4 separate regions of the Homo sapiens genome follow, and regions 1, 2 and 3 are each linked to region 4. The links are chromatin loops, found by intact Hi-C in ENCODE. Cell type or tissue: A673. All regions are shown on one strand. Region 1 overlaps KAZN-AS1 (KAZN antisense RNA 1). Region 2 overlaps KAZN (kazrin, periplakin interacting protein). Region 3 overlaps KAZN-AS1 (KAZN antisense RNA 1). Region 4 has its middle 310 kb from the start of KAZN-AS1.

Region 1 (8,000 bases), 250 kb after region 4:
AAAGGCTTTTTTGAGGAAGAGACTATTGGCCTGAGATCCTCATAATGAGAAGGAAAAGTTAAGGCAAATATGGGAACAAGGAAAGGTCCTGTAGCCAGGGGGTCAATGGCACATTTCAGAAACTGCCCAAAAGCCAGTGTATTAGTTAGCTATTGCTGCATGACAATATTACCATAAACTTACTGACTTATAACAACTCACATTTATTATTCCACCGTCTCTGTGGGTCTGCTGTCCAGGCACTCTTCAAGGCAGCATTCAAGATGTCAACTTGGGCTGGGGTCTCATCTGAAGGCTTGATTGGGAAAGGACTCACTTCTAAGTTAACATAGTTGTTAGCAGCATTCAGTTTCTTGCATGTTCTTGGACAAAAGGCCTCAGTTGCTGGCTGTTGACGAGAGTCTGTCCTCAGTTTTTGTGATACGGCCTTCTTCATAAGCAACTCACAGTGTGGCAACTTGCTTTTTCAAAGCCAATAAGAGAGAGACTCTTAGCCTGACAAACATTGCAATCTTATGTGACACAATCATGGAAGTAACATTTCAACACCTTCACTATATTTTGTTAGTAGCAAGCCACAGGTCCTGCCTATGCTCAAAGGCAGGGGATCAGACATGAGGATGAATGCCAGGAGGTAGGAATCACAGGGCTGCTTAAGAGACTGTCTCACTGCCAGAGCAGCTAGAAGGCTAAGATACTCTGGCCCTATTACACACAGGCATTGCTCCAGGCTCTTTATAAAGACTGTGTAGCTTAATTCCCCCATCAACACTTTAAGATCAGAATTAGTATCCCTATTTCTTAGGTGAGGAAACCAAGCTTCTAAGAGGCTACATCATATTTGCCAAAGTTCCCACAGCAAGAAAATAGCAAATCTAGGATTCAAACTCAGACCTATTTGACTCCAAGGGGTATATTCTTTCTCATTCACTACCCTGCCAATATATATATTTGTCTCTATTTCATCCTTTGGAGTGATTTTACATATAGAGAAACTGAGGCAGGAAGGGGGCTCAGCCTCCATGAGGTCCCCCAATGGCATGATGGCAAAGGCAGCACAGAACTTTGGATCCTGTCTCCTAGCCCATGCTGTATCTCACCTCATTTCTCCTCCTATGAAGAAGCAGCTGCCTTAAATATAGACCTTCAAGAACTGGCTCTCTGGCTCTAGAAGGCTCCAGAGCTTCACTCCAGGGAGCCATGGTTGCATTTTTTAAACGAAATCCAATTCAGTGCCCATAAAAGTCCTCATCATCTTGCTAAGGTTGGCAGTTGGGGACTCTGAAATAGCTGAAATCTCTATAAACTACTCCTGGAAGGCATCCACTTTAGCCTGGTAGACAGAAAATCATCTGCAAAATGTCAAGATGATGTTTAAACATCTCCGTCTCCCACCTCACAGTCGGAAGGATGTTCTAAGGGCCTAGTAGGTGCAGCCAGCCCAGACGGAGTGTAGCTAGGCTCACACCCACCCACCCTCTGGCCGTGACTCATTTTCCCTCTAATCAAGGAAACACAACCCCAAACAATGGGCTGCTCAGACTTCATAGTTTCTCATTTGTTACATGGGAGGAACACAGAAGTAATGAACAGAATTTTGGTTTTCTGTTCCTGGATTTCTGAAACAGGTTTTCTCAGCACTGTCTTAGTGAAAAATAATACATCAAAAGTTACCTTCCATTCATGTTTCCAACTCTGTCCCTTTAGAGGGGTCAGGAAACTTTAACCTATGGGCCAAATCCAGCCAGCAGCTGGGTTTTTTATGATCTTAAAGCAAAAGATGGCTTTAACATTTTTAAAGGGTTGTAGAAAGAAAGAACAAGAGACAGTGACCATATGTGTCCTGCAAAGCCAAAAATACTTCCTGGTCCTTTACAGAAGAAGTTTGTTACCCCCTGCTCTAGATATTAGTAGTGTCCTACAAAAAAGGGTTTCTACGGTCAAATAATTTGGGGAACCACTGGATTAAACACCATAAACGGTTGTGTATTTTGCGTGTATGTGTGTATGTATTTTTTGGTAAATGCATGCCTTATCAGAGCCTTTACTCACAATATTTTTTTTTTTTTTTTTAATTTGGAAGAGAGAGATATAGCAGGTAATGTTTCTTACAATGTTTCTTACTTTTCTTTTGCCTCAGTACCGTTTTCATGTGGGATGTGGTTTAGGAACTGCGTTGTGTTAAGGCCCTTTTCATTAGAGATGTGTTGTTGACAGGATCATGGAGGTCATGCCCCCGGCACTAACTGGTTGCACATGTACCTTTTGGGTCCTTCTGCCGCTGATGCATCAGAGCTGGAAAGCATGCAGTTAAGAGTAAGGGCTCAGGAGCCAGAGTCACTGGGTTAAAACTCCCTCTACCTGCCACTTGTGGAACTAAGGGGAACACGATTTACTAATCTATGCCTCAGTTTCTTCCACTGCAAAATGGGGGTAATTATAGCCGCTGCCTCCTAGAGCCACTACAACGATCGAATGGGATAATGTTTGTGAAGCATGCAGCATGAGCACTGGCACACACAATACATTTCTGAACAAATGTTCACTACTGTTATTATTCATCTCTAAAATGGGAATAATGATGCTGGCCTAATAGAGTTATTTAGCATAACAGTATATAGGAAAGGGATCCATAAAGAGGAAACAGCAAATTTCCCTAGAAAAACATGACCACCATCATTCTAAGAAAAAAAATTTTATTTGCCTAAGGGATATATATTTATTTCCTGGGGCTGCTATAATAATGTACCACAAACTGGGTGACTTAAAACAACAGAAATTCATTCTCTCTGAGTTCTGGAGGCCAGAAGGTGAAAGACAAGTTGTCGTCAGGGACATGCTTCATCTGAAGCTTCTAGGGAAGAATTGTTCCTTGTCTCTTTCAGCTCCTGGTGTTCCTTGGCTTGTGGCCGCATCACGTCAATCTCTGCCTCTGTCTTGCATGGCATTCTCCCTGTGTGTGTCTTCACTTCATCCTTCCTCTGTTTTTTTGTTTTGTTTTGTTTGTTTGTTTTAGAGAGAGGTTCTGACTATGTTGGCCAGGATGGTCTTGAACTCCTGGCCTTAAGTGATCTTCCCACCTTGACGTCCCAAAGTGCTGGAATTGTAGGCATGAGCCACCATGCCCGGCCCCCTCTCTTTTTTTTTTTTGTGACGGAGTCTCACTCTGTTGCCCAGACTGGAGTGCAGTGGCACCATCTCGGCTCACTGCAAACTCCGCCTCCCGGGTTCAAGCCATTCTCCCGCCTCAGCCTCCCGAGTAGCTGGTACTACAAGTGCCCGCCACCATGCCTGGCTAATTTTGTTTTTGTATTTTTAGTAGAGACGGGTTTTCACCATGTTAGCCAGGATGGTCTCAATCTCCTGACCTCATGATCCGCCCGCCTCGGCCTCCTAAAGTGCTGGGATTACAGGTGTGAGCCACCGCGCCCCGGCGCCCACCCCCTCCCCCCGGGGTGGGGGGGGGGGGGGTCTTTCAAGGTCACCAGCTGTGTTGGATTAAGGGCCCACCCTACTCCAGCATGACCTCATCTTAATTAATTACATCTGCAATGATTCTATTTCCAAATAACGTCATACACTGAGACCCTGGGGGTTAAAACGTCAACATTATCTTTTTGGGTAATGCAATTCAACTCATAACTGCAAAGTTTTGCAACCTCGGCACTACTGAAATTTGTGGCAGGTAATTCCTTGTGGTGGGGACTGTCCTGTGCATTGCAGGATGTTTAGCAGCGTCCCCAGCCTCTACTCACTAGATGCCAGGAGCACCTTTCCCCAGTCATAACAATCACAAACGTCTTCAGACATTACCAAATATCCCTTGAGGAGCCAAATTGCCTCAGTTAAGAACCTCCGGGTTAAAAAATAATACTTTCTAGACTAACTCAAAACAAAAAGACTTCCTCCAGTGGGACTGCAGAAGTGGCTAATACAGCAGTTAGGTCATAAAGTGTAGATAGATATTCCTCTTATGGCATATTGCTAATAATAACGACTCAAAATTTCGCCTTGCCCAGCAGATCTTTCTGATGAGATAGATTTCCCTACCTGGAGGCCACAGTTATTATTGTTAGTTCATACACGAGTCATAGCCTAAAATGTAAATTGCTTGGAAATACAGCAAATCTGGTGACATAATAAAAAGGAAAATCGATTTCTCCAGAAATACACATCTGTTCATTAAAGCTGTCTGGTAGTCCATTGCAGCTGTTCCCATTTAAAAACTAAAGATCTAAACATAATCCTTTACAGTGGAAAGTTAGCAGAGAAGATATTCATAAAAGTCTGTGGAAATGGTTTGGCAGTTAAGTGTGGTTTATTTTTGTCTATGGCTCTTATGGAACCCTCTGAACGTACAAATGAAAACTGAAATGTCGTAGCTCATCTTCATTGAAGCTGTTGGCTATTCAGGGTGACCAGTTCAAATCTTGCTGGGACAGTGCAAGGGGTGACAAGTTTCCCGGGCAATTAAATGGTCAGTCTTTCTCTGTATATAGGAAACTTGGAAGATTTTCAAGAAAAGTATCATAGCTGTGAAGCAGGATATCTTTCCTAAGCCCTTCACTGGCGGGAACTGGAGGGCGGGCACTGGAGCTAGCCAGCTGCTTCGGCGCCAGCAGGGGCAGACTCCATTCACTCAAACTTGCTGCACTTAACCCCTTGTGGGAGGGAACACACAAGTGTGAGCGGGTGCAGGAGCCGTGGGCGAGCACTTTTGTGTGCCAGCGGGAAGAAACGCCGCACCAGCATTTAGAGGGGTGCCCACCATCAATGAAGCCCCAGAAGGCATGTGTTACAGTGCTCTTTGAGCTCTGCCATCCACGGATGGCTTAAGTGTTAACAGCTCAGTAGACTCTCTGCCTTTTCACATGAGGTGGCTGCTTTCCACCAGCAAGGGCAGATGGTCAGTGTGACAGCCTTTTGCATCTGCACCCCTGGTACCCAAGCTCTTGTTCAGCATCCAGGAAAAATCAGGTCTCACAAACGAATGGAAGGGCAGTGAATGCAGAGGATCTTATTGCCAATGAAAATGGCTAGCCGGGCACAGTGGCTCATGCCTGTAATCCCAGCACTCTGGGAGGCCGAGGCAGGCAGATCACGAGGTCAGGAGTTCAAGACTAGCCTGGCCAACATGGTGAAACCCTGTCTCTACTAAAATACAAAAATTAGCGAGGCGTGGTGGCACGCGCCTGTAATCCCAGCTACTTGGGAGGCTGAGGCAGGAGAACTGCTTGAACACAGGAGGCGGAGGTTGCAGTGAACTAAGATCACACCACTGCACTCCAGCCGAGGTGACAGAGCAAGACTCTTGTCTCCAAAAAAAGAAAAAGGCTCTCAGCGGGAAAGGAAGCTGGAAGGGAGATGGAGCGAGAAGGTATTCTTCCCCTGAAGTCCGGCTACCTGCAGCCAGACTCTTCTCTGAGGTCGCACTGTCAAGCTGTCCCTCTGAAGGCAAGCTACTTCTCTCCAATGTCCAACTGTAGCCTCCAACGTCCAGCTGCTTCTCCTCTTCTCTCTGATGGAGCCTGGGGTTTTTATGGGGACAGGATGGGGGGCGGGCTGGGCCATGGGTGGTTTTGGAAAAGGCAACATTTGAGCAGGAAAATAGGGGTGTAAGTTCTCACTTTGGACCATGGTCCCAGGCTTGAGGGTGGAGCCCTTGCCTCCAGCCTACTGGTCACCCTTGTCGTTTCTCTGGCCATCGGACTGCAGAGCCTGGGCTGAATCAGTAACCATGTCAACATCACCCCACCCCTTCTCTTCTTGGCTGCCATGCCTACCAATCAAAAGCTGAGCCCTAGACCAGCTTAGTGCAAACACAATGTTGTCCAGCGGTGTTGCGTGATTTGATGGCAGGAGGCAAGCAGGGGAGTCCAGGGAGACTCCTGCCCCCTAAACATGCACACTCACCTGTGCTTCCATTTTCAATGTAGTCCCTAAGTGCTGCCTTCTCTCAGATCCTTGGAGACTTTTCAGTTTGATTGTATCTGAACCTTGACCCCTTTATATCTTTCAAAATGAACCAGGCTACGTAAAAATGTAAGAAGCCTGAAAGGAGAAAGTGGGATAGCGAGAGCTTGAAATCTAAGTTCACATCTTGGTTTCACCCCCAAGCTAGGGTTTCCTTACTTGCGAACGTGGGGTTTGCCAACCAGGTCTACTGTGAAGATCTGCCTGATGGATTTTTCTATCTGTACGTGCAGATACAACACATAACATTATCTAGGGGCATTCAATGTGTTTGTTGACTGCTATGAGGGTATACGGTGCAAGGAAAGAAAACAGGAGCAGGGACAAGCTTGGCTTCTCAACCACCATGTGGCATCTCTGTGTGGCTCTGTAAAGCAGTGTTGTCTTTGGAAGGCAGCAGTGACCCCAGTGTTTACAGACGGGATGCATCCCTGAGAGCCGGATTTTAGCTTTGTGCATCACTCAGATGCAAGCAGCTGTTTACCTAGAAGTGCATTTTCACTTCGTGTTTGTTGTCAGAGTGTTTATGAATGATCCATCCATTAGGCACTCCCATGATGTGGTCATCAACAAAGCTTCTAGGTCTCTGACCATTTTGCCAACCGTACAATCAGCTTTCACAATTTACACATAACTGAAGCCTGCTAACAACCCATGGGACCTAGAGAAACAGCTTTCTTGATAGCTCAGATGCAGAATGTGGGGATCTGGGTAATTTACATAGATGGGTGTCACCTGTGATGCCTCCTCCCTCCTAAGCCTCTGGCTCAATCCTACCTCAGGCTGTTGGCTCCTTGGAGTTCTTGGCCTGGACTACGACCATGCACCCAAACTGAAGAAAGAGAAGGCTTCGCTTCAACTTTCAACAATCGATTTTTATAGTGTCTAAAGCAACTCACTCAATTTACAGCCCTTTACTTGTTAAACAATCCATCATAAAAGAGGATTAAGGGATGGCCAGGTAGAGAGGTACTGGCTTTTTTTTTCTCCAAGTACATTAACGGTGCCCGTGTTAGGTAGTTCTCTCCAAGTATATTAATAGTACCTGTGTCAGGCAGGACCATTTCTGGTCCTGATCTTATCCGGGTCACCTTTCTTTGGTCCACATTTCAAACAGTGGCTAATAGGGAGCGCTGGGCTTCCCGGGAGTTGAATAAATAGTATTGACTTTCATTAGCTCACTAGCAACTGCTAGAGATGGAAGGTGTCTTACACCAAGATGTGTTTCTGCAGCGTAGCCTCAGGAAAGAATCAGATGGAGACACATTTCTAAATGCAAAATAAGAGATCCTGAATCAGAACATTTCCTCTCAGGAGAAATGTTCTCGATTTTGTGTGTGTGTGTGAGAGCAAAGCAGCCACTGCTGTCTGGGTGGCAGAAATGTCAAAAATGTATCGTTCGCTCTTCAGTTTCCTCGCTCAATGCCAGGTCATTAACTTTAACACTATCCAAGTGCTTGCACGACTGTATTTACCTTAAAGGATGTGCATGAGCCTATTGTTTAAAATGCAGCCTCCACGAGAAATCTGTGGAGAAATCTGTGGAGCTGAAGCTAGTCCGCTTCAAAGAAGGAGCCTTGAAATGTGCTAGCCAAGATTTGTGAAGCGGCTTCTCCATCTGGAGAATGGTAAAAGGGAAGAGGGGCATTTAGAAGGAAGAAAAAATGGGGAAAGGGCAGACTGGACGGGACCTTGTCTCCTGCAAGGCCATGATGGGTTGCGAATGATGAATTGCCCTTTAAGGGCAGCCTTGTTTAACAAAGACACAGCACATCTCTCGAGGAAGGTATTTAGCAAAGAGGAAAGCTGAGCAAGGATCCAAAGGAAATAAACCTGACCACAGCCCTTGTGCCAGTTATGCAAAGTAAGCCCAACGTCCCCATGCACCTGTAGGGGAATCTGGAACTGCTTTCAGGTATGCATTCCACTAAAAACATGTAAATCTCAAAGAAGCAAGCCATTGTTACAGTAATTTGTGTTTTCATGATGGTGCTTAGTCTAAGTCACTATCAATGTAATAGCTAAAT
Region 2 (8,000 bases), 910 kb after region 4:
AGCAGAGAAGTGACATGGTCTGAGCTGCCTTTTAAGGGGACAGCTCCATGGCAGGATTGATATCTACTGAAGGGTTGGAAAACCAGTTAGGAGACTACCGTGTGACCCAGATATGGGGGTGGGGGTGGGGACACAGCCCGGGTGGGTGAGCAGGGTAGTGACTGAGGAGTGGTAAAAAGGGCCCAGGTCCTGGTGCCATGTTGAAGGCAGAGCTGGCGTGGTCGGCTGATTAATTGGGGGTGGAGTATGAGAAAAGTTTGGGGGGGTGGTCAAGGAAGATTCCAGAGTTTAAGGCCAGAGCAACAGGAAGGCTAAGGCCACTGTGAACTGAGTTTGAGGGCACTGAGAAGAGCAGATTCTTGGGGACTGGTCAGGGACTATCTTGGATGTGTTAGGTTTGAGTTGCTTTTAGAGGTTCAAGCAGAGGTGTGGATGCTCTGGGCTCTGGGTCTGGAGTTCAGGGATGAGGTCCAGGCTGAAGCCTGTGGTTGGACTGAAGCCACCAATGCCCAGAGGTCAGAAGGGAACAGAGTCCAAAACGGAGCAGGCAGAAATGAGAGGAAACCAGGAACACGGGCCCTGGAGGTCAAGCGAAGACTTGTCATCACCTGCATCGCCTGCTGGAGGCAGAGCTCATCAGATGGAGAATGTGGATTCACACTCAGAGGTCGTTGGCGACCGGCATGGAAAAGCCAGAGCCGGTCCCAGAGAGGATGGTGGGAAGGAAATGGAGACGGTGATACGGTCAACCCTTTTGAACATTTTTGTTCCAAAAGGAAGAAGAGAAATGGAATGAGAGCTGGAGAGGGACATGGGATCAAATGAAGGTTTTCTGTGAAAGATGTGAGAGAGAATTGCATGTTCCAATGATGCTGAGAAAAATTCAATAGAGGGCACATGCCAAGTGCAAAGAACTCAGATGGTCCGAGGAGCCTCTTGTAGAAAAGGGGAGGCCTCAGTTTCCAGCGGAGGGAAGGCACAGCAGCAGCCAGGCTAATAGCGGGAGAGCCTGGTAGGGGAAGTGACCCTCACACTCCTGGACCTGGGGTCTCACCTCTGTGGGAAGCACAATGTCTGGGGTCTTTCCCCAGCCCTGGGCACCTTAAAATTTGAGCACTCTGGATTAGCAGAAACTTTGGTCCACTTGAGTCTTCTCATTCCTGGCTGGGATGTGGACACAGTTCACCAAGCCCAAGGCAGCTTAATAAGAACTTCAGCCATGCCGTGGCCAGCTCCGAGATCACCAGGACTGATGCTCAGGGTTCTGTCAGGAGGCACAGGGAAATCAGCATGGCCTGTCCCTCCCAGGGAGGGCAAGAGGGGACAGGCAAAGAAAAACAAGATGTCCTCTGCCCTCATGGCACAGGATCCTGCTGTCCCTGGGGCTGTCCACCTAATTCAGTCATTCATTTGAAAGTCACTATTTCCTGAGCACTTACTATGTGCCAGGCACTGCTGTCGTTGTGGAGGATACAGCAGTGAACAGGACAGACCAGGTCCCTGCCCTCCAGGAACTTAATATCACAGGTTGGGAGTGGACATGAAAATAAGTAAACTCATTAATCCTTCACTTACCTTTGGCCCAGGTGAGGGAAATAAAGTCTGCTCTTTCACCCTTAAGCATGCTGTTTGGAGTTTTTTTGCCACCATCTCACTGGTGTGAATAGACTCATTTTCTACCAGTTGAGAAAATTGGTTCTCACTTTTTTGGTTAAGTAGAATTGCCCTTGGTTCCATGGAGTATGCTGGTAATTGGCACAGCGCTGACCAGAATAGTTCTCAAACATGCCAGCCCTGATCAGGCACTACTGGCATCTGCCTCCCTGTCAGGGGCAGAGCTGGCAAACCTGCCCTGTTTCCCTCCCGTGCCATGGCAGACATCCCTAATCAACCCAGCTTCCTAGGGAGCCTAGTTGATTAGTCGTGTCTTCCCTGGCGTGTTACTGGAAAATAAGAAGCTATTCCAGATATTTGCCTTTCCTGCCCCAGGCAGGAGGTTGGAAGGGTCATGCTGACTAACTTTCCAGGGTGCACTTGGAGAGAGAGTCTATGGGTCATCTGGAAAGATCATGGGCCTGAGCGACAAAGTTCTGGGATCAAGTTCCAGGTCAGCCACTTGTTGGCTGCGCGAGCCGGTCAACCCACTTCACCTCGTGGTGAGAAGATAAAGGAAATTAACATTGTGGGGAGCAGACTGGGCGCAGTGGCTCAGGCCTGTAATCCCAGCACTTTGGGAGGCCAAGGCGGGCGGATCACTTGAGGTCAGGAGTTCAAGACCTGAGCACCACCTGATGTGACGAGAACCTGATTAACCTTTATAAAGCAGGTTAAACTTTAACCTCTTCCGAACTCACCTTACTCATCTTTGAAACGGAAAAAAAAACAAATAAACTGCTGTCCGCCCATCCCAGGACCATAAATTTGTGGCCTTGAACTTGCTGCCCTCGACTGGCCCTTTCCTTCTCCCTGACCTGGGTCTCTTCCCCGGGGCTCTTTACTTGGAAACCTGCCTATTGCTCAAGTCAGCCTGTATTTTCTGGGGCCTCCTAGAGCCTGAGCTCAGGCCTGGGAGCCACGGGGAGCTGGAAGATAGGAAGAGAGGTTAACACTGAGCACCTGCTGTATGCAGCTGAGCTCTGTCCTGGGTCCTGTCACATAGAGCCTTGCCAGGTGGAGACGATCATGCACAGCTTAACAGCTGGGGATAGGGAAGCTCAGAGAAGTTGCATGTGGGGTCTCAGGCCCCGCAGCTGCTAAGGAGCAAGTGACAAAGGTGAGGTCTGTTGGGATTTCAGAAGCTAAAAGGAAGCTCACAGACTCCAACACCCTCATTATGCTGGGGGAAAACCGAGGCTTAGAGCGGGGGAAAAAAGCAGCACCAGAACCTGGGACCCCCACCCCCAACTCTGAAGCTGTGTCTTTCTGAGGTTCTCGTCTCCCAAAATGCTCAAGGTCAGCACCCCACAGTCACTCAAGACCAGATAGCTTGTCCCTATGGCAGAAATGATTCAGCCCTCTGGATCCATGGGTTCCACATCGATGAATTCAACCAACCAAGGATCGAAAATAATTTGGAAAAAAAAAAAATGGATAGTTGTGCCTGTACTGAATATGCACAAGACATATTTCTTATCATTTTTCTCTAAACAATGCAGTGTAACAACTACTTACATAGCATCTACATTGTATAAAGTATTATAGGTAATTTAGAGATGATTTACAGTACACGGGAGGACGTGTGTAGATAATTTGCAAATACTATGTTTCATCGGGGACTTGAGCATCGGTGGATTTTGGTATTTGGGGGAGCTCCTGGAACCAATGCCACACAATACCAAGGTTGACTGTACTGTCAGCTGCCGTCTACAGATGAGGAAACTGAGGCTTAATCAAACTTAGGCAGATTCCCAAGCCAGTGCTTCTTTTTTTTTTTTTTTTTTTTTTTTTTTTTGAGACAGAGTCTCGCTCTGTCGCCCAGGCTGGAGTGCAGTGGCGCGATCTCGGCTCACTGCAAGCTCCGCCTCCCGGGTTCACGCCATTCTCCTGCCTCAGCCTCCCCAGTAGCTGGGACTACAGGCGCCCGCACCACTCCCGGCTAATTTTTTGTAATTTTAGTAGAGACGGGGTTTCACCATGTTAGCCAGGATGGTCTGGTTCTCCTTACCTCGTTATCTGCCCGCCTCGGCCTCCCAAAATGCTGGGATGACAGGCGTGAGCCACCGCTCCCGGCCCCAAGCCAGTGCTTCTAACTCAGCTGCCTTGGCCTAAGAGTTGGGAGACCTCAGCTGACTCTCTGTGCATTGGGCATTCTTGCCTCGTCTCTGGGCCTCAGTTTCCCCATCTGTAAAGGGAAGCTGAGCTAGAAGAACTCCGAGAGCCTCACATTCTGATGGGTGTTTATTAGAAGTTCAAGTTTGCCAGATTGGTTTGCCAGGCTTTCTGGCCCTTACCTGCCCACCCCTCATTTCGCAGAATGTAGTTCCTGAAGGTTCCATGGGTCAGGAACATTGCATGGAAAAGAAAGGGGGGCCCCCTGCTGGCAGCAGCTGGGATCGTCTGACGTGGACCGATTCCTCCCTCCTCACCTCTGAGCGCATGTTTGTCCAGGGTACACCCAGGCTGGAAATTTTTACAAGAGCTCCTGACCTTGCGACATCCAGGATTGGGCCCACAGTGGTTGTTTGTTTGTTTGTTTGTTTGAGACGGAGTCTCGCTCCGTCCTGTCCCACATCTGGGTTAGGGGCTGTGGCATCCGAAGCCAGAGAAGGAAGAAAGGTCTGTGGTGGGAGCTTGAGGACAAACTGAATGTCACCTCATTGTGTACCCGACAGAGCCCAGAGGCTCCTTTGTGTCGTTTTTAGTTTGTCTCCACTGGGCATTCATTCCTAAAGATTCAGCTTTTGTGTTGTCTCGGTCTTTCGCCTGGGAGGGCCCAGCTCAGAGACGTGCCATCATCGTGGGGCCACAGCTGGGCCCCTGGTTACACCCTGGTCTCAGGCATGCATGTGGCCACCTCTGAGTTGGAAAAATAAGTGCCTCCCACACACCCTCCCTCCCACCTCCAGAGTCCCCACATTCCCAGGAGCGGGCTGGTCTCATTCCATGATCCTGCAGGGCCTGCTGGGCGTGACATCACCAGTCACCATGGCAGTGGTTCCAGTGGCTTGGCTGCTGGAATAGGACCCGCGTGGGTGAGGCCAGATGATTGGGAAGTCATGCAGAGCGCTGGGGAGCTAGGAGCTGAGTCAGGAGGCCAGTCCCAGAGAAACACAGCCATGCCTTGCAGGCTGGCAGCTCATCTTGCATTAGGAGCATTTAGGGAACAGGTTTTGAAGGAGAGAAAAAAGCAGAGCTATGAGGAAGAAAGGAAGAGTTCCATTGCATCATTTTCATAGCTGTGTGTAGATTTTAAATTATTTCTTGGGGGCCCATCGCACCAGCCTCCTTGTTTGTGTAGAGTTGCAGCACCTGCCATGTGCAAACTGGATGTCGCCTCCTTGTGTACACGACAGAACTTGTGGCACCTTTGTGTTATTTGTAGTTGTTCTTCACCTGGCATTCATTCCTAAAGATTCAGTTTTTGTGTTGTCTTGGTCATTAGCCTGGCAGAGTCCAGCCCAGAGGTGGGCAGAGCGAGGAGCGCCCGTGGAAAAGAACCATGAAGTGAAGCCTCATGGGAGAGGGTAGCAGCATGACTCACAGCCTGCCCTGGTGTGTCTGTTAGGAATGTGCTGGGCTGCATGTAACAATAAACCCCCAAAATATTGGGGTTTGTTATTCTCCTGCTGTAAGGCATCCCCGGCTGGGTGGTACCATCGGGGACCCTGGCCTCTTCTGTTTTTCTTTCTCCTCCCCATTCTTAGCTCATATCTTCCATCCTTGTGCTCAAAAAAGGGCTTATAAAGAAAACTAGATTTCCCAGTGGGCATCTGTGTGCATCTTAATGGCCAGAACTGTGACACCTGCCGCTTGTAGCTGCAAGGGAGCTTGGGAAATTGAACATTTTAGGTGGACACATTCCCCACCAAACAGAATTGGAGCATCATGGTGAGGAGGAGGGTGGATGGTGCCAGTGCCAGCCATAGGTGTGAGTTTGTCTCCTCTATGAGAGCGTCAGCCTCCCACAAGGCAGGAACCACGTCTGGCTCACTCCTGTCCTCACAGCAGCAAGCCTGGCGTACAGTAGGTGCTTAATTGAACTATTTGGGGAGAGCCGCAGGTCCCCTCTTAGGCAGAAGCGAATAATCTAAAGGCACAGGCTCAGCTCTTGCTCTCAGAGAGCCCCAGGTTAGATGCAGGAGGCATAGCCTGCACCCCACCATGGAGGCAGCCCACACGTTGCACACGCAAAGCCAGGCACACGTACACACACCCCTTGGACTGCCGGATAAATGATAACAAGGATGGAGCAGCAGGGAGACCCACAGAAGCCACAAGAGGCTGCACTGCACCCCCACAAAGGCCATTTGTGAGAGGAAAGGCCTGGGAATGCCATGTTGAGGTGCTGGGGGGGTTCCCCTCCCAAGGTCTCCAACTGCCAAGAGCAGAGTCTGGAGTTTGGTTCTCATGGAGATGTGGGTAATGTAGGAGGCAATTCAGAGCCTAGGCGGGCAGGGGTCATTCATTTCCAACCAGAAAGCAGAGGCATGATTTCCCTGCCAACCAGAGGGCAGCGGTGTAAATCCCCCAGGGAGCCCATGCGACCTGCTGAGTAGCAGCTTCTTTCCACCGGAGCAGGAGGGCCCAGTGAGGCTCCAGGAAGCCACAGTGATAGCATGGCTGGGGTCAGCGCCCCTGCCCTCCAGGAGCCACTCCCCAAGCTCAGCAGTGCTCTCCTGCTACTCTCCAGCCCGCCAGCATGAAACCAGCCTGAAACTGAGTCAGGTACCCATTCCACCCCAGCTGTGCCATTAACCAGCTGTGTGGTCTTCGTTTCCCCCTCTGTGAGATGGGATGATAAAAATACTCACCCATGCACCTGCCTCTCCTAGGAGGGCGGCCAGGATCCCATGCGCATGTGCAAATGGAAATTTCCCATTCATCAGCGACAGCGGGGCCCCGGCTCTTCCTTAAGGAGCCTTCTGACCGGGATGCATCTTTATTTTTATTTTGATTTTTATGTATTACTTTATTTTTTGAGACAGAGTCTCACTCTGTCTCCCAGGTGGGAGTACAGTGGTGCAATCTCGGCTCGCTGCAACCTCTGCCTCCAGGGTTCAAGCGATTCTTGTGCCTCAGCCTCTGGAGTAGCTGAGACTACAGGCACACGCCACCACGCCCGGCTAATTTTTGTATTTTTAGTAGAGACGGGGTTTCACATGTTGGCCAGGCTGGTCTCGAACTCCTGACCTCGAGTGCTCCGCTCGCCTCTCAAAGTGCTGGGATTACAGGCCTGAGCCACCGCGCCTGGTCATACATCTTTAGATGTTGGGTCATCTTAATATGAGGTTCACCAGCAATGTGGTCGCATCATGTTAGGGGGCAGGGCACAAAACTAGCCTAGCTGTGCCGGGGCCTCCCACCCACTGCCTGAGGCCTGCAGGGCCCACCCGCTGCCTGGCAGGAGTGAAGCAGAAGAGTCCTCTTTCCATGGACTCTACCATCCCAGCCCTTTAAGGTTCCAGCCCAGCAGGCCTGGAATTCCGGCCCTGGTGACCTAAGCTGCTGCTCAGCCAAGCCAGGCAGGAGAGGACAGATCCAGCTGTGGGAGCCAGGAAGCTCAAAGCTGGAATTTAAACAGCTGCCTGAGACCTGGGGTCCCCACTGCGTGGGCCTCCTCCCCGTGGTGACATGGCCCAGCTGGCCTGCCTTCCACCTGGGGAGCTTATGTTGGACACTGGGCCAGGAGCTCAGATCCCTCAGTCCTTAGGCCATACCTGGTGTCTCCAGCTCTCTCATGTACACAGGCTGAGTCTGCAGGATTGGACGTTCAGGACAAGATGGGATGGCACAGTCATTGCCATCCCATATTCTGCCCTCAGCTAGCCTTGGGGCTGGGGACCCTCCAGGTTTAGGGAGCTTCAATGTGGAGGCAGCAGAACATAGGGTCGGGTGTCGACTTTGGGGTCAGACATGGCTGCGTGATTTTAAACAAATGACCACTCTGGCCTTGTCAGGCTGGAAGTTTCCAGAGTCATAGAGTTGCTTTGCCTCCCTAACCCCCACCACCACCTCCACAACTCCAGACACAAGGAGGCTGTGGAGAGGGGTTAGCCTCAGAAACCCCTCCTTGGTATTCTCTCCAGGAAAAGGACGGAGTGCTAGGGGTCTGGGCAAAGGCCGTGGAGCCCACCCTGCAGTCAGAGGCTGCCCTGAGTCTGTTCCGTGCACCAAGGAGCCAGCGCTGTGGGGAAGGAGAGTCTGGAGGGGACAGAAGTCATGCTGCTTCCAGGCAGCTACTCAGGGTGTGTTGTGTTGTGTTGTGTTGTGTTGTGTTGTGTTGTGTTGTGTTGGTTTGCTTTGGTTTGGTTTTAGAGACTGGATCTTGCTCTGTCACCCAG
Region 3 (8,000 bases), 300 kb after region 4:
AGGAAAAAGGACCTTCACAGATGTGAAAAAGTTAATGATCTTGAGATGGAATTCATATCCTGGATTACCCAGGCAGGCCCTGAATACAATCAGAACTGTCCTTATGAGAGGGAAGTAGGGGAGATTTCATACAGACACACACAGAAGAGAAGGGCAATGTGAAAGAGAACCCTGGAGAGATTTGAAGATGCTGGCCTTGGAGATGAGAGTGGTGTGGCCAATAACCAAAAGATGCCAGCGGCCACCAGAACCCGAAAGAGGCCAGGCATGGATTCTCCTCCAGAGCCTCCGGAGGGAGCACATGGCCCTGCCAACATCTTGATATTAACCCCAGGACACTGATTGTGGACTTCTGGCCTCCAGAACTGGAAGAGAATAAATTTCTGTTGTTTAAGCCGCCAAGTTTCTGGTGATTTGTTTCAGCATCCCTAGGAAACGAACACAACATATATGGATAGATTGAGAATGAACATCAAGTTACAGGAAAGATAAATTAAAATAAATCTACAACTAGGCACACTCCAGTGAAACGGGAGAATGCCAAATACAGAAGAATGACCTTGAAAGCAACCGGAAAAGGTACAGAGGGCAATGACCAGAATGACAGTATGTTTTTCAAAACTTTAATGTAGCCCAGAAGACAATGGATAATATCTTTAAATTGCTTACAGAAACAAATTATCATTCAAGAGTGAGGATAAAATGAAGTCATTTTCAGGCAGGCAAGGCCGAATTTCTTTTTGAGACCGAGTCTCGCTCTGTCACCCAGGCTGGAGTGCAGTGGCGTGATCACAGCTCAGTGTAACCTCCGTCTCCCTAGTTCAAGCAGTTCCCCTGCCTCAACCTCCCGAGTAGCTGTAATTACAGGCATGCACCATCACACCCAGCTAATTTTTGTATTTTTTAATAGAGATGGGGTTTTGCCATGTTGGCCAGGCTGGTCTTGAACTCCTTACCTCAAATGATCTGCCTGCCTGCCTTGGCCTCCCAAAGTGCTGGGATTACAGGCGTGAGCCACCGCGCTCCCCTGGCAAGACTAAATTTCCCATTAATAGAAGCTTGCTGAAAGAGCTGCTTCTAAAAGTTACATGCACTTCAGAAAGAAGGACTAAAACCCAGAAAGACACAGTGAGGTACAGGAAGAAATATTAAGTAATGAAATGAAAAAAACATGTGATTCAACAGAAAATCAAGCATCAAATGTGAGCTGGAACCATAAAAAAGGTGAAATGAAAATACCAGACAGTAATAACACGTAACATAAAAAGAAAGTCTATGAGTTAAAAAGTTCTGGTCTTTGTATTCAGAAGCAGAGGTACTGATTAATTTTAAATTGTATAAAGTAAAATAGACACAATTAGAGAAATTTGAAATGACAGACTGTCATTCTGGTCATTGCCCCCTGTACTTCTTCTGGTTGCTTTCAAGGTTGTTTTTCTGTATTCGGCATTCTCCCGTTTCACTGGAGTGTGCCTAATTGTAGATTTATTTTTATTTCTCTTTCCTGTAACTTGATGTTCATTCTCAGGGGGTCATAGGAAAGAGGAGGAAAGTGTACAAAGAAAAGACGTGACAAACAGCAAGTGCAAATTAAGATGGGCAAAATAAACCTCAATGCATCAGGGCATAAATCTAAGTATATCAAGTATCATAAAAATGTAAACAAATGAATCCCACTGTTTAAAACACAGAAGCTCTAATGAGTAAACAAGATCTATATGCTCTATGCTTTTATAAGAACAACCAAAATAAAAGTACTCACATATAGAAGAATTAGGAGAAAAAACCCCAAACTTTCACTACTTACAAAGTTATCTGCATAGAAAACTCAAAGAATTGACATACAAACTGATAAAACTGAGAACTCAGCAGTTTTGCTGAGAACAAGCTCAAGTATACAAAAATCAATTGTATACATTAGCTAAAAAAATTAGCAAGTAGTTCTAAAAAGATACTATATGCACTAGCAATAAAAACTTAAAGGTGTCTAGGAATAAACTTTTATGGAGAAATGTATGAAACTTTATTAAAATACATAAAAGAAGAGGAAAAAATCTAGAGAAAGGAAGGGCTGGGTGATAGCTCCTGTTCATTAGTGAAAAGAATCAATATTATAAAATGAAAATCCCCCTAAACCAGTCTATAAAGTTAATATAATTTTTATCAAGAATAGAATTATAATAAAATAATTTTTCATGGAAGTTATATATGCAAAAGCAAAGACACAAAATAATTTTTAAAAAGAACAATATGGGGAGGGGATTTTCTGCCTGGATATCAAGATATCATAAAATTGTAGTCATGAAGACACTGTGATATGGACTCAGAAATAAATCAACTGACTGAAATAGGATGCTCAGATTTAATCCTATATATAATACATAAATATATAAAATGTATAAATATATAAAATATAAAAACACATATATAAATATATATAATAAGTTATTTGTATTTATATATTACATAGGATTAAATCTGAGCATTCTACTTTGGGTCATTGATCCATTTGTTTATATATAATATATTACATATATATGAACTTAATCTATGATAGTAGATTAGATACCTACTAGATAGAGATTAGATATCTATTAGATAGAGGTGACATCATAAATTAGTGAGAAAAAGATGGACTGACAATAAGTAGTACTGGGGTTGCCATTTTTCCATACGGAAAATAATTAAATTAGACCTTTACCTCAATACAGAAAGAGAGAAACCTTTAAAATGCATTTGGCCAGGCACTGTGGCTCACGCCTGTAATCCCAGCACTTTGAGAGGCTGAGGCGGGCGGATCACGAGGTCAGGAGATCGAGACCATCCTGGCTAACACAGTGAAACCCCCTCTCTACTAAAAATACAAAAAATTAGCCGGGCGTGGTGGCGGGTGCCTGTAGTCCCAGTTACTCGGGAGGCTGAGGCAGGAGAATGGCGTGAAACCGGAGGCGGAGCTTGCAGTGAGCCGAGATCGCGCCACTGCACTCCAGCCTGGGCAACAGTGTGAAACTCCGTCTCAAAAGAAAAAAAAAAAAAAAAAAAAAAAAAACGCATTTAAGAGAAAATATAGGAAGACTACCTTTATGACCTCTTGGTAGAGAATTGCTTTTGGAAACACAAATGACAAAGAAAATATGGTAATCTGAAGACATTAAAATTAAAATCATCTAGAAAACAAAAGCTACTGCAAACAAAGTAAAATGCAAATCACAGAGTGAGACTAGATACATTTTAAAAATTAGCATCTGGAATATACAAAAGTTATATCCACAATTCAGTGAGAACATGACTCAATAAAATGGAAGGTAAAGGGTATACATTGAAAGGTCACAAAAGACAAAATACGAATGGCTTCTAAGCATATAAAAAATGTTTGACCTCATTAGTAATCAGGGAAGTGCAAAGTAAAACAAGGAGATCTTTTCATTCCGATCATGCCTGGCAGGAACCTTCTCCCCAGATGCTACAGGCAGGAAGCCAAGGTGGAGAAATGTCCAAGGCCCATAACATGCTTTGCACTAGATGGGCAAAAATTAAAAATGACAACATCAAGAGTTGGTGAGGATGTAGAGACATAGGAATTCTTACACCCTGTCCATGGAAGAGCATGGTTTAATTTACAGCGGAATTTGGCAATATTTAGTAACACTAGAGATGTTCATGTTCTAGTTTTCAGCATTTCCATTTCTAAGAATATACGGAAAAGACTCCCACGAGTTCCCAAAGTAACTGGTAAAGCCAAAGAGTATTTACTGCAGCACTATTTGTCATAGGAAAAAAAAAAAAAAAAAAACCTTTTATAGTGGTGGGGGAGAGGAAGGAGCCAAGAATCCACTAACCAAAAAATAAATGAGTAACTTGTAGTGTACTCACATAATGTCATACAACAGTTAAAATGATTGAACCAGGACCACATGCATCAACATGGATGAAACTGTAGAAACATAATGCTTAGCAAAAAATAAGTTTCAGAATGATTTATTCAGCATGATGCCAATGTAGTAAGTTTGAAGAAATGTAAAACAATCTTGCATGCACATACCGTGTGTGTGTGTGTGTATGTGTGTGTGTGTTATACGTATGTAGCAAAAATAGAAAACCATACATAGGGATGATAAACATCAATCCCTCTGGGAGAGTTGGAGGAGAATAAGATCAAGAAGGAACACAGAGGCCAGGAGCAGTGGCTCACTCCTGTAATCCCAGCATTTTGGGAGGCCGAGGATGATGGATCACCTGAGGTCAGGAGTTCGAGACCAGCCTAACCAATATGGTGAAACCCCGTCTCTACTAAAAAATACAAAAGTTAGCCAGGTATGGTGGTGCACACCTGTAGCCCCAGCTACTTGGGAGGCTGAGACAAGAGAATTGCTTGAACCCAGGAGGTAGAAGTTGTAGTGAGCCAAGATCACACCACTGCACTCCAGCCTGGGCGATACAGTGAGACTGCATCTCAAAATAAATAAATACGTACGTACATACATACAAAAAAGGAACACAGAGGGAGCTTCAATTGTATCTACAAAACTTTAATCCTATTAAGCAAGTAAGTAAAGCAATTAGACATCGTGTTGAAATGTAGCAAGGTCGATGATGGATCTAGTGTCAGCTACATTATTCTCATTATTTTCCTTGTCTGCCTGAAATATTTCATTATAAAATATTTTTTTAATTAGTAAAAGTAAATACAATCCAGAGGCTGTAGTATTAATCCGGACAATATGTAGATTAGGCTCACTAGGATTAGGGAAGAGGTTGAAGATGGAGAAGTAGACAGAACCATTATATATTTTGGAGGTAAAATTGAGGGTTTGGGTAAATTTGCTGTCTCAGATGTAACAGGTATGATAGATGGGGCCACTGTCCTGTCCCTATTCTGTGGACCTTTTTGGGTGCTCCAGCTGATTTCCAACAAACAGTGTCTCATGACTGGGCTGAGGGTTCTTCCCCAGTCCTCGACCCCCACCCACTGAAGTCTGTGCTGCCCCCAGGTGGTAGACCAGACCTGCTAAGGAATGCAGCCATCAACCAGTGGCCGTTAAGAATGAGTATGTGAATACCCCAGCTCCCTCGCCTCTGGACTGGGATCATGCAGAGGCTTGTGCTGTGTTGTGCAGTTTCCTATGGCATTCAGCAACCCATGGCAGCAGGTGTAGTAGTAAGTAGGACATTTTGCCTTCCCTTCCCTTCCCTGACTCCCTTCCCTACTTCCCTACCAGTATTAGCCCCGCTTCCCCCAAAGAACCCCTTGTGCTTGTGTTGTTGTCTTGGATCAGCTTCTGGAAAAAATGTACTTGAAAGCAGAAGGCGTGCTTCCCAAGCATGGCCACCCAGCACCTCCATGATGTCACTTTCAGTCTGGCAAAGGGATGAGAAAAAAGACAAACTCCAGGGGCTGTAGTCAGGTGAATGGGGAGACACCACATGCAGGAGATGGAAAATGCAGCTGAGGGGCGGAGGCAAAAATGGGCTGCTGAAGAGTTTGCAGAAAAAAGGCACTGCTCTCCTGCTTCATGAACTTAAGTGAAATTCCGAGGAGCAATGGGCAGCTGCAATTTTTTTGGCTCTGGGGCTGTAGTAGCATTTGCAGCAGTGCCTCATTCAGGGATTCCCTGGACAGAATTAGGAGCTAAGCACCCCCTGATTATGTGTCACCTTACATCTAACTCTAGGGGACCATCATTTATATGCATTCACATTCTAGACATGTCTACAGAACAGGACTTGGCACTGATGGATTGTTTGGGTATAAAATATTACGGAATGTCACTAGAGAGTGACTTCTTGATACAGAATCAAGTAACAGTTGGGTTTCTGCAAAGTGACATTTCAGCAGTAAATTAGAGAACATTTGCCTTGATAGTAATATAAAAAATGAGTTGGTGGCTGGATGCAGTGGCTCATGCCTATAATTCTAGCACTTTGATAGGCCAAGGCAGGCAGATCACCTGAGGTCAGGCGTTCAAGACAAGCCTGGTCAACATGGTGAAAGCCCATCTCTAATAAAACTACAAAAATTAGCCGGGCATGGTGGTGGGCACCTGTAATCCCAGCTACTCAGGAGCCTAAGGCAGGAGAATTGCTTGAACCCAGGAGACAGAGGTTGCAGTGAGCTGAGATCACGCCACTGCACTCCAGCCTGGGTGACAGAACAAGACTCTGTCTCAAAGAAAAAAAAATAATTGCTTAAAATTTTAATTTTATTATATATAAGCAAAAAGGGAAAAAAAACCCAGCTGCATGTGGTGGTGGCCCATGCTTGTAATTCCAGCACTTTAGGAGGCTGAGGCAGGAAGATCACTTGAGATCAGGAGTTTAAGACCAGCCTGGGCAACATAACGAAACCCTATTCTGCCTATATATGTGTGTGAGCGTGTATATGTGTATGTGTGTATACATATGTATATATGTGTATATATATGTGTGTATGTATATATATGTACACACACACACACACACACACACACACACGTTAACCAGGTGTAGTGGCATGTGCCTGTGGTCCCAGCTACTCAGGAGGCTGAGGTGGGAGAATAGCTCGAACCTGGGAGGGAGAGGTTGCAGTGACCCAAGATTGCACCTGGGCAACAGAGCCAGACTCTGTCTCAAAATAAAAAAAAAAAAAGGAAAAAACAAAGAAAAACAATAATCCTAGGTACTTTCTGCATGTTATTATTCCATTGATGAAATCACACTTCACCATTAAGAAGGGCAATTTTTAAAACGCTAAATCCATTGCACCAGGCTACTGAGTGAACCCAATTGTTATCGAGAGCAAAAGTGTTACAGTGAGGTTCTTCGCCATTTCTCTGGCGGCTGATTTGGAAGGAAAGATACTTAATTTGACTTCACCTTCACAGAAAGGTGAACTAAGAAGCCTATAAGGAAACCAATTTCAGCTGCTCAGTCTACAATGTATTTGTCCAGTGCCATGGAGTCAATGAAACACATCAGCTCAAATGACAATCACTGAAGTGAGACTGGGATATTGGCCCCTCCTGGCTGGTTGGAGTCAAACCAGAGAAACAGGTGGCTACTGTACGCACAGGCTGTACAAGGAGACCCTAGGAAAGAACAGCCTTGGTCTTTGGGGCCATCAGAAAAAGACTGTCATCTGAAATTAAACCACAAGAAACCTACATCGGGCCGGGTGTGGTGGCTCACCCCTGTTATCCCAGGACTTTGGGAGGCCAAAGCAGGCAGATTCCGAGGTCAGGAGATCAAGACCATCCTGGCTAACATGGTGAAACCCCATCCCTACTAAAAATAGAAAAAATTAGCCGGGCGTGGTGGCAGGCGCCTGTAGTCCCAGCTACTCGGTAGGCCGAGGCAGGAGAATGGCGTGAACCCGGGAAGCAGAGCATGCAGTGAGCAGAAATCACACCACTGCACTCCAGGCTGGGCGACAGAGTGAGACTGCCTCAAAAAAAAAAAAAAAAAAAAAAAAAAAAAAAAAAAAAAAAAAAAAAAAAAACCTACATCGAAAGATTTGCCATCTCTAGACATGTCCCCTCCCAGGAGATGATCCATACAGAGTTACCAGTGGAACCACGGCATATCCTGTGGGTCCAATGGAGGCAAGAATTTCTAAGAATAAGAACCTTAGATCTTACTAAAGGTAGTGTTGATGAGATATTAGGAGCTCAAATTCAGGAAGATCTGAGTTCAGATTTTTAACTCCACAAGTTCCTAACTATATGACCCTGGCAGGCTATCTAACCTCTCTGAGTGTCCATTTCCTCCCCAGGAAAGTCTCAAGCCATGCCGGCTTGCTGTGATCAGTAAAGGAGATAATATGCATAAAGTAGTTTGCACTGTGCCTGGCACATAGGAAGCACTCAGGAAACAGTGGCCACTACTTTTATTATTACTGTCAGCATGTAACCAATGGAAATAACATTCTACCTCTATGTTGTAAGTTTTCGGGTGGGAAGTGATTTTGTTCTTGGTGCAAGGAAAAGAATATTGAAAATTAGGAACCAGTCAGAATTTATCACCAT
Region 4 (8,000 bases):
GTAAAATACACCCTAGGTTTCAGGCTTAGTACAGGGAAAAAAAAGACACGTAAAATATCTCATTAATATCTTTTTATATTGACTACATGTTAAGATGACAATGACGATGTTTTGGCTGTGCTAAATAAAATATATATTACAATTAATTTTAACTTTTGTTTGTGTGTGTTTTTTACTTTTTAATGAGATTACTAGAAACTTTTAAATTGCATACACAATTTGCATTATATTTCTGCTGGACAGCATTGCTCTAGATAGCATGGGAAATGATGTGGGGGTTAAAATGGCCCTGGATGACTCCTGCCTTCAGTGGAAGTACATCAATGTCCTGAAGGAGGTGGAGGATTCATCAATATTCATCCACACAGCAGACATCCATTGAGGGTCTATGCTATGCCAGACATTAGGCAAAATGCTAGAGATAGGGGGACAGCAGGATAAATAGAGTTTCCACCCAGGGCCTCTGCATCAGGGCGCCTAGCCACAGCACACACGCGGGCTGCAGTCCAGGATATGCCGATCCACTAAGCTTGAAATTGCATGGGGATCCTGGCTGCTGAGCAAGGGGTGGGCAGGAAGGAAAGAGTGCCTCCTAGAGACAGATCTACACTGTAGAAATAAACAGTAAGACTTTGGAGGTTGCACATTGGAAAAGTGAAGGAACTACTGATCTCTATATGCCCTGTGCTTGGCACATAGAAAGCTGGTGATAATTGTGCACTGAGTACTAACGTCAGGCCCAGCAGAGTCCAAAAGGACTGGGGCAGCATTGCTGCACTTGAAGGAAATGGTTCGTTTTTCTCATTCATACGAAAGGGCTGTCTCTCTCCCAGCTGTGCTTTTTGAGGGTTGCATGTGCACCTTGTAAAAGAGCCTCTGATTCCTCACCAGCCCTGTCTGTGCCCTTACAGAGCAGGGGCATTGAAAGTCCTGCACACCTGCGTTGTCTCTGGACTCCACACCTGATGCCCCAACCCTTTGCCTAGATTCTTTTCTTTTTTTTTTTTTTTTTGAGGTGGAGTCTCGCTCTGTCGCCCAGGCTGCAGTGCAGTGGCATGATCTTGGCTAACTGCAACCTCGGCTTCCTGGGTTCAAGCGATTCTCCTGCCTCAGCCTCCTGAGTAGCTGGGACTACAGCTGCGCACCACCACGCCCGGCTAATTTTTGTATTTTTAGTAGAGACGGGCTTTCACCATATTGGTCAGGCTGGTCTTGAACTCCTGACCTAGTGATCCACCCACCTCGGCCTCCCAAAATGCTGTGATTACAGACGTGAGCCACCACGCTCAGCCCCTTTGCCTAGATTCTAACTTCTGGCCTGGATTCCTGAGACTGCCACCCTCCAGGCTTAGAGGGTCTGCCGCAGCTTTGCCATATCTGACTGCTGACTTCTGACCCAAGGCTGGGTCTGACCTTACCTACTGGCTGTCCACATCAGGCAAGCCAGTGAGGTTTCTCCTTTGTCCTCTTCTTCTCTAAAAAAGTCCCACTTATTTGCTGTCTTCCTGACTCTCTCTGCTAGAAGGTGAGCTCCTGATCTGGTGTGTTCATTCGTGTATCTGCAGCACTGAGAACACTGCTAGCTCAGTCTGGATGCTGTGTGACCATATGGTAGTGAGGACAAACCCACCACCGTTACTTGGGTGAGGAGCTGCCTGCATCCCTCCCACTCCTCTTTGGCCACTGTGGGTTGTCAACAGTCTTGATTCCAAGAAGTGATGTCCTGGCTTTTAGGAGAAAGAACTTTGTTGGGAGCATGGCAGACACTCTCCTCTCACTCCCAGGGACCCTCACCCTTGTATGATCACTTCTCCATTCAGTGTCGGTGTAGGGGGAAACTGTGACTCTGATAAGATGTCACTCCCATGATTATGTTCCCTTACATGGAAAAAGGGAGATGGATGGAATGGGCCTGGTATAATCACATGAGTCCTTTCAAAGCAGGGAGTTGTCTTGGCTGGTAGTAGAAGAAGTCAGAGACATTGGAGGCATGAGAGAGTGCAGTCTTGGCACTGATGACTAGGCTGGCTGTGCTTCTTGTTCCTGCCATGCCCTTTGCCTTGGTTTTGTCTCTTGACCTTTTCCAAGCTGCCACACTCTTTACTGCATCCCAGCCTCCAGCCCTGTGCCTAGCACATAGAAAGCTCTAGATAACTGTTCAGCCCAGCAGAGTTCAAAGTGCTGTGCGGAAGAAAGGCAGTCTTGCCTGTCACTAACTGCATCCCTGGCTTTGATGGGCAAAGACTTTGCCCAAGTGTCTAAAGTGACACATCATTCCCCTGCTCATTAGAGATGAGGAGTTTCTTCACTTTTTCAATGTGCACCCTCCAAAGTCTTGTTTATTTCTACAGTGTAGATTTGTCTCTAGGAGGTGCTCCTTCCTTCCTGCCCACCCCTTCCTCAGCACTGGGGATCCCCATGCAATTTCAAGGCTGGGCAAGTCAGGTGACAGCAGTAAAGTCACTCATTTCTTGATTCTTTCTCTGGCATAAAAGCCATACAATCCCTGTCTCTTAGGGAGTTGGGGCTGGCAGAGAACAGAGATGTTCAGTGGCAAATACCCTGCCAACCTTGTGATGTGTGGCGAAAGGATGACTGGGTGGGAAGAGCCAGCGTCACACCACATTCTCAGCTGAGTTTTCCAAATTCTGTCTTTACATAGGTCGTGACAAGTAAAGCACTTTCCCCGAAAAATGCAGGCGTACAATTAGCCCAGGCCCTGAGATCTGAAAGAGAAGGAAGGTGACCGGAGACGTCATTTATTACGTCCTTCCCACGTACTTGGTATTTTTCCAAAAACTTCCATGTTTGAGTTGATTATCCTGTTTTACAGAAAAGGAAACTGACACTTAAAGAGGTTGAGTCACTTTCCCCAAATTGCACAGCTAAGAAATGAAAGATCTGGACAAGCACCCAAGTGTTCTGACTGCAGAGTATTAGCTCCTTCCTGACCACGGTGCTGGGGTGTCTGAGCTCTGTCCAAGCTCCATGACCTTGGAAAACCATTGAGCCTTCCTGAACTCAGTTTCTTGTCCTGTTCTATGAGGATTTACATGAAGACTCAATGACATTATTTATGCCAAGGGCTTTGCATGGTGGAAACTCTTGAACAACAGTAGAGCAAAGACGCCAGTGGGGCATCTACTGGCCAGTGACCTGTGTGTGGCCGTCTGAAATTAAGGGGTGTTTGCCTGGAGTCTGCCCCCTTGTTTGGGTAGGAAGGGAAAAGCTCAGTGGTGGTTTTGGTGGAGGCCACAAACTGGCAGCAAACGTCCAGGGGAGGGCACTCTTCTCTCACAGCTCAATGAGTCCTCCAAGGCCTTGCAGTGCAGCTTTTAAGAGGTGCAGTCAGCCTTTTAGAAACGCTGAGCCCCAGGCCAGCCATGGCGGTGGCAGAGCTGCATGGGAAGCATCCCTGGACCGATTCAGTGCCTGGTTCTTCAGGGCCACAGCAGCAGACGGCCCCATTATTTTCAGGCTACACAGACAAGTGCATGTGGGTGACCGAATATGTCATGTTTCAGCTGCTGCGTGGGGGGCCGGCATTGGGGGGATCAGTGCACTTTTGAGGCAGGACTTTGATGCTCCCCATGGCTCTCTTTTAACCCTGGGGATCCCTGGGGAGGCAGGATATGACTCTGGCGATTTGCAGAATCAGGAAGGAAGTGGTTTAGGTGTTTGAAACCACACTCTACTCTCCAGCCTGGAACTCTCTCGAGCCCCCTATTCCAGGCATCCAGATTGTGTCCTCTCTTTGCCCACCCCACCGTCGATGCCCCCCATATCCTCCATATCCAGGCCGACTGCCCCACATTTCACTCTGTATTTGAAAAGCCCTTCCTTCTTCCTCCCTTCCTTCTGCATTCCCCCATTCACCATTAACAATGATAATGGTTTGATAGATTTATCTTTTCACATATCAGGTTGGAAAACTGATTAGATGGAAACTTTCAATACCTTGATCTCTAAAAGTGATGACACACTGTCATTCTAGACACAGTGTCAGTATATTTTCTAATCTAATATTCATTGCAAGCTTGCTGCATACTAGAAATGCTGAGCCCTCTAACTCCATCCCCACAATGATTCCATAAGGCAGGTGCTGTTACCGTTCCCATTTATAAATGACACAACTACAACCATAGAGGGTACATTTTCCCAGAGAGGGTAAATTGGTTCACTTGCTTAGTGTTTGGAGGTGCTCAGTCTCTGACCCAGGTCTATTGTGTACAAACCCCACCTTCTTAGCCACTGCTCCTGTGCTGGCTCTGTTGATGTCTGCCTTAGTCAGCCCAGGCTGCCATAACAAAGTCCCACAGACTGAGTGGGTTAAAGAGCAGACATTGATCTTCCACAGTGCTGGAGGCTGCAAGTCCAAGAGCAAGGTACCTGCAGATTCACTTCCTGGTGAGGGCTCTCTTCCTGACTTGCAGACAGCCACTTTCTCACTGTGTCCTCACATGGCAGAGAGATACAACAATGTCTCTCACTTCTTATGCAGCCACAAATCACATCATGAAGAACTTACCCTTATGACCTCATCTAACCCTAATTACCTCCTGATATGGTTTGGCTGTGCCCCCACCCAAATCTCATCTTGAATTCCCACATGTTGTGGGAGGGACCCAGTGGGAGGTAATTGAATCATGGGGGCAGGTCTTTCCTGTGCTGTTCTCATGATAGTGAATAAGTCTTATGAGATCTAATGGTTCCAAAAAGGGAACTTTCCCTGCACAAGCTTCTTCTCTTTGCTGCTATGTGAGATGTGCCTTTTACCTTCCACCATGATTGTGAGGCCTCCTCAGCCATGTGGAACTGTAAGTCCATTAAAACCTTTTACTTCCCAGTCCTAAGCATGTCTTTATCAGCAGCATGAAAATGAATTAATATAGTAAATTGGTACCAATGGAGTGGGATGCCACTGAAAAAATACCCGAAAATGCGGAAGCGACTTTGGAATTGAGTAACAGGCAGGGGTTGGAACAATTTGGAGGGCTCAGAAGAAGACAGGAAAATGTGGAAAATTTGGAACTTCCTAGAGACTTGTTGAATAGCTTTGCCCAAAATGCTGATAGCGATACGGACAATAAAGTCCAGGCTGAGGTGGTCTCAGACGGAAATAAGGACCTTCTTGGGAACTAGAGCAAAGGTGAGTCTTGTTACGTTTTACCAAAGAGTCTGGCAGCATTTTGCCCTTGCCCTAGAGATTTGTGTAACTTTGAACTTGAGAGAAATGATTTAGGGTATCCGGAAGAATAAATTTCTAAGTAGCAAAGTATTCAAGATGTGACTTGAGTGCTGTTAAAGGCATTCAGTTTTATAAAGGAAGCGGAGCATAAAAGTTCAAAAATTTGCATCCTGACAATGCAATAGAAAAGGAAATCCCATTTCCTGAGGAGAAATCCAAGCTGACTTAAGAAATTTGCGTAAGTAACAAGGAACCAATTGTTAATCCCTGAGACAATGGGGAAATTGTCTCCAGGGCATGTCAGAGGTCTTCAAGGCAGTCTCTCCCATCACAGGCCCAGAGGCCTAGGAGAAAAAAGTGGTTTTGTGGAACAGGCCCAGGGTCCCCATGCTGTGTGCAGCCTAGGGATCTGGCATTCTCCATCCCAGCTGCTCCAGCCGTGGCTGACAGGGGCCAACATAGAGCTTGGGTCTTGGCTTCAGAGGGTGCAAGCCTCAAGCCATGGCAACTTCCATGTGATGTTGAGCCTGCCAGTGCACAGAAGTCAAGAGTTGAGGTTTGGGAACCTCTGCCTAGATTTCAGAGGATGTATGGAAACACCTGGATGTCCAGGCAGAAGTTTGCTGCAGGGGCAGGGTTTTCATAGAGAGCCTCTGCTAGGGCAGTGCAGAAGGGAAATGTGGGGTCAGAGCCCCCCACATGGAGTCCCTACTGGGATGCTGCTTAGTGGAGTTGTGAGAAGAGGGCCACTGTCCTCCAGACCCCAGAATGGTAGATCCACTGACAGCTCCCACCGTGTGCCTGGAAAAGCTGCAGACACTCAATGCCAGCCTGTGAAAGCAGCCAGGAGGGAGGCTGTACCCTGCAAAGCAACAGGGGTGGAGCTGCCCAAGACCATAAGAACCTACCTCTTTCATCAGTGTAACCTGAATATGAGACATGGAGTCAAAGGAGATCATTTTGGAATTATCAGATTTGACTGCCCTGCTGGATTTTGGACTTGCATGGAGCCTGTAGCCCCTTTGTTCTGGCCATTTTCTCCCATTTGTAATGGCTGTATTTACCCAATGCTTGGATTGTCTGTAGGAAGTAACTAACTTGCTTTTGATTTTACAGACTCATAGGTGCAAGGGACTTGCCTTGTCTTGGATGAGACTTCGGACTGTGGATTTTTAGTTAATGCTTGAAATGAGTTAAGACATTGGGGAACTGTTGGGAAGACATGATTGGTTTTGATATGTGAGGACATGAGATTTGGGAGGGGCCGAGGTGGAATGATATGGTTTGGCTGTGTCCCCATCCAAATCTCATCTTGAATTCTCATGTATTGTGGGAAGGATCTGGTGGGAGGTAATTGAATCATGGGGGCAGGTCTTTCCCGTGCTCTTCTTGTGATAGTGAATAAGTCTCATGGGAACTGATGATTTTAAAAAGGGGAATTTCCCTGCGCAAGCTTCTTCTGTTGACTGCTGCTATGTGAGACATGCCTTTCACCTTCCGCCATGATTGTGAGGCCTACCCAGCTACACTGAAGTGTAAGTTCATTAAAACCTCTTTTTCTTCCTGGTCTCAAGTATGTCTTTATCAGCAGCATGAAAGTGGACTAATACACCTCCCAAAGGCCCCACCTCCAAATACCATTACACTGGGGGTTGGGTCAGCAGGTCTGAAATCAGGGGGTGGGGAGGTAAAAGGAAAGATGGGCCCCTTCTAAAGACAGGCATAACCCAGATCTGAATCCCAGATCTGCCAGTTAGAGATGAGATGAGCCTGGCCATGTCACTTAGCCTCTCTGATCTTCTATATCCTCCCCTAGTAAGTAAGACTGGTGATGATGATGGTGGGTGCCTCACACTGTAAGGGGTTCTTGTTGCAGGTAAATCACTGACCACTGCCTGGCTCATGGTGAGGACTGAAATGTTAGCTCATGAACTACCCAAATGAGAAGGCCCAGTCTGGTTTCATTGGTCAGGTGGATGGTGTTAATGATTCATCATTGATGAGCACCCTTTGCTATTTACAGAAAGGTTTCCCACATGTGAGCTCAGCTGCAGTTGCACTGCTCACTCTTCTGCTGCCTCTGGAACCTAATCCCATGGTCCAGGGGCTTGAGACCGGGGCGTTGCATGGGGCAGCTCTATGGTGGGGTCACCATGGGAAAACCCAGCTTTGGAGGGCAGCTCACAGGTGACCACATTCTCCTTTGCAGTTTCTCAAAGAATGGTGAAAAGGCAAGATTTAGATTCAAATTCAACTTGTATTCTTACCTACCAGGTTCTGGATTCTGTGCTAAATACTTTACTTATACATAAAATGTTATTTAATCCTTTTAGAGAGAAACAAATCTATCAGTAGGGGCCAAGGCTCTAGAGGGTTTTTAAAACAAAATAGATCAAACCCTACCATCAAGCAGGAACATGTTATTCATTCTTCCCCCATCCCCTTTTCATCATCAGGGATTTGATAGTTATTCTCAAGATAAGGTGGTTTGAAGACCTGGATGCCAGCCTGCATCCAACTCTTTTACTTCTTTCTTTGTCTTGCTCAGTGAGTCTCAAATTTTGAAGTGTATAAAATTTACTGTACATTCCTGAAAAAACAAAACCCAAGGCCAGGGCACTGTATAGGCAATGGAAACCATGTAATGGGGTAATTTTTGCCTTACATGCTGACCACAGATACAAACCCTTTCTTTGAAACAGAACATCACAAGGATGTTCACCGAAGAGATCTCAGAATTCATCTGGTTGAATCATGAGGATGTTCACTGAGGAGATCTCAGAATTCATCTGGTTGAATCTTCCCATTTTAC

What was found. A loop is a pair of places that touch in the nucleus more often than their neighbours do. Peaks named below come from ENCODE experiments on the same cell type or tissue, not always from the same donor. Only the 100,000 strongest peaks of a DNase experiment are listed, where the experiment ranks them.
Region 1: a loop joins it to region 4, with 2.2 times the contacts of the local background. A loop is called at or near these places in 3 of 110 quality-filtered maps.
Region 2: a loop joins it to region 4, with 6 times the contacts of the local background. A loop is called at or near these places in 11 of 110 quality-filtered maps.
Region 3: a loop joins it to region 4, with 2.6 times the contacts of the local background. A loop is called at or near these places in 5 of 110 quality-filtered maps.

The regions. Positions count from the first base shown.
Region 1 is chr1:14,361,912-14,369,911 of GRCh38, forward strand. The region is part of intron 3 of KAZN-AS1 (KAZN antisense RNA 1); the gene reads right to left. It also overlaps a transcript of KAZN not described here. Among named protein-coding and RNA genes, the nearest start is that of KAZN-AS1, 54 kb to the right of the region's middle. RefSeq lists a silencer at 549-749. In A673, CTCF peaks have their summits at 2,406, 2,609 and 4,630; a DNase peak (open chromatin) is centred at 4,620.
Region 2 is chr1:15,023,649-15,031,648 of GRCh38, forward strand. The region is part of intron 2 of KAZN (kazrin, periplakin interacting protein); the gene reads left to right. Among named protein-coding and RNA genes, the nearest start is that of TMEM51-AS1, 120 kb to the right of the region's middle. In A673, CTCF peaks have their summits at 4,031 (motif pointing left) and 4,235; a DNase peak (open chromatin) is centred at 4,033.
Region 3 is chr1:14,410,571-14,418,570 of GRCh38, forward strand. The region is part of intron 1 of KAZN-AS1 (KAZN antisense RNA 1); the gene reads right to left. It also overlaps a transcript of KAZN not described here. Among named protein-coding and RNA genes, the nearest start is that of KAZN-AS1, 5.4 kb to the right of the region's middle. In A673, a CTCF peak has its summit at 4,988 (motif pointing left); no DNase peak of the experiment used is centred here.
Region 4 is chr1:14,110,746-14,118,745 of GRCh38, forward strand. It overlaps a transcript of KAZN not described here. Among named protein-coding and RNA genes, the nearest start is that of KAZN-AS1, 310 kb to the right of the region's middle. In A673, CTCF peaks have their summits at 578 and 3,273 (motif pointing right); DNase peaks (open chromatin) are centred at 3,316, 3,606 and 5,396; H3K27ac peaks cover 2,436 bases.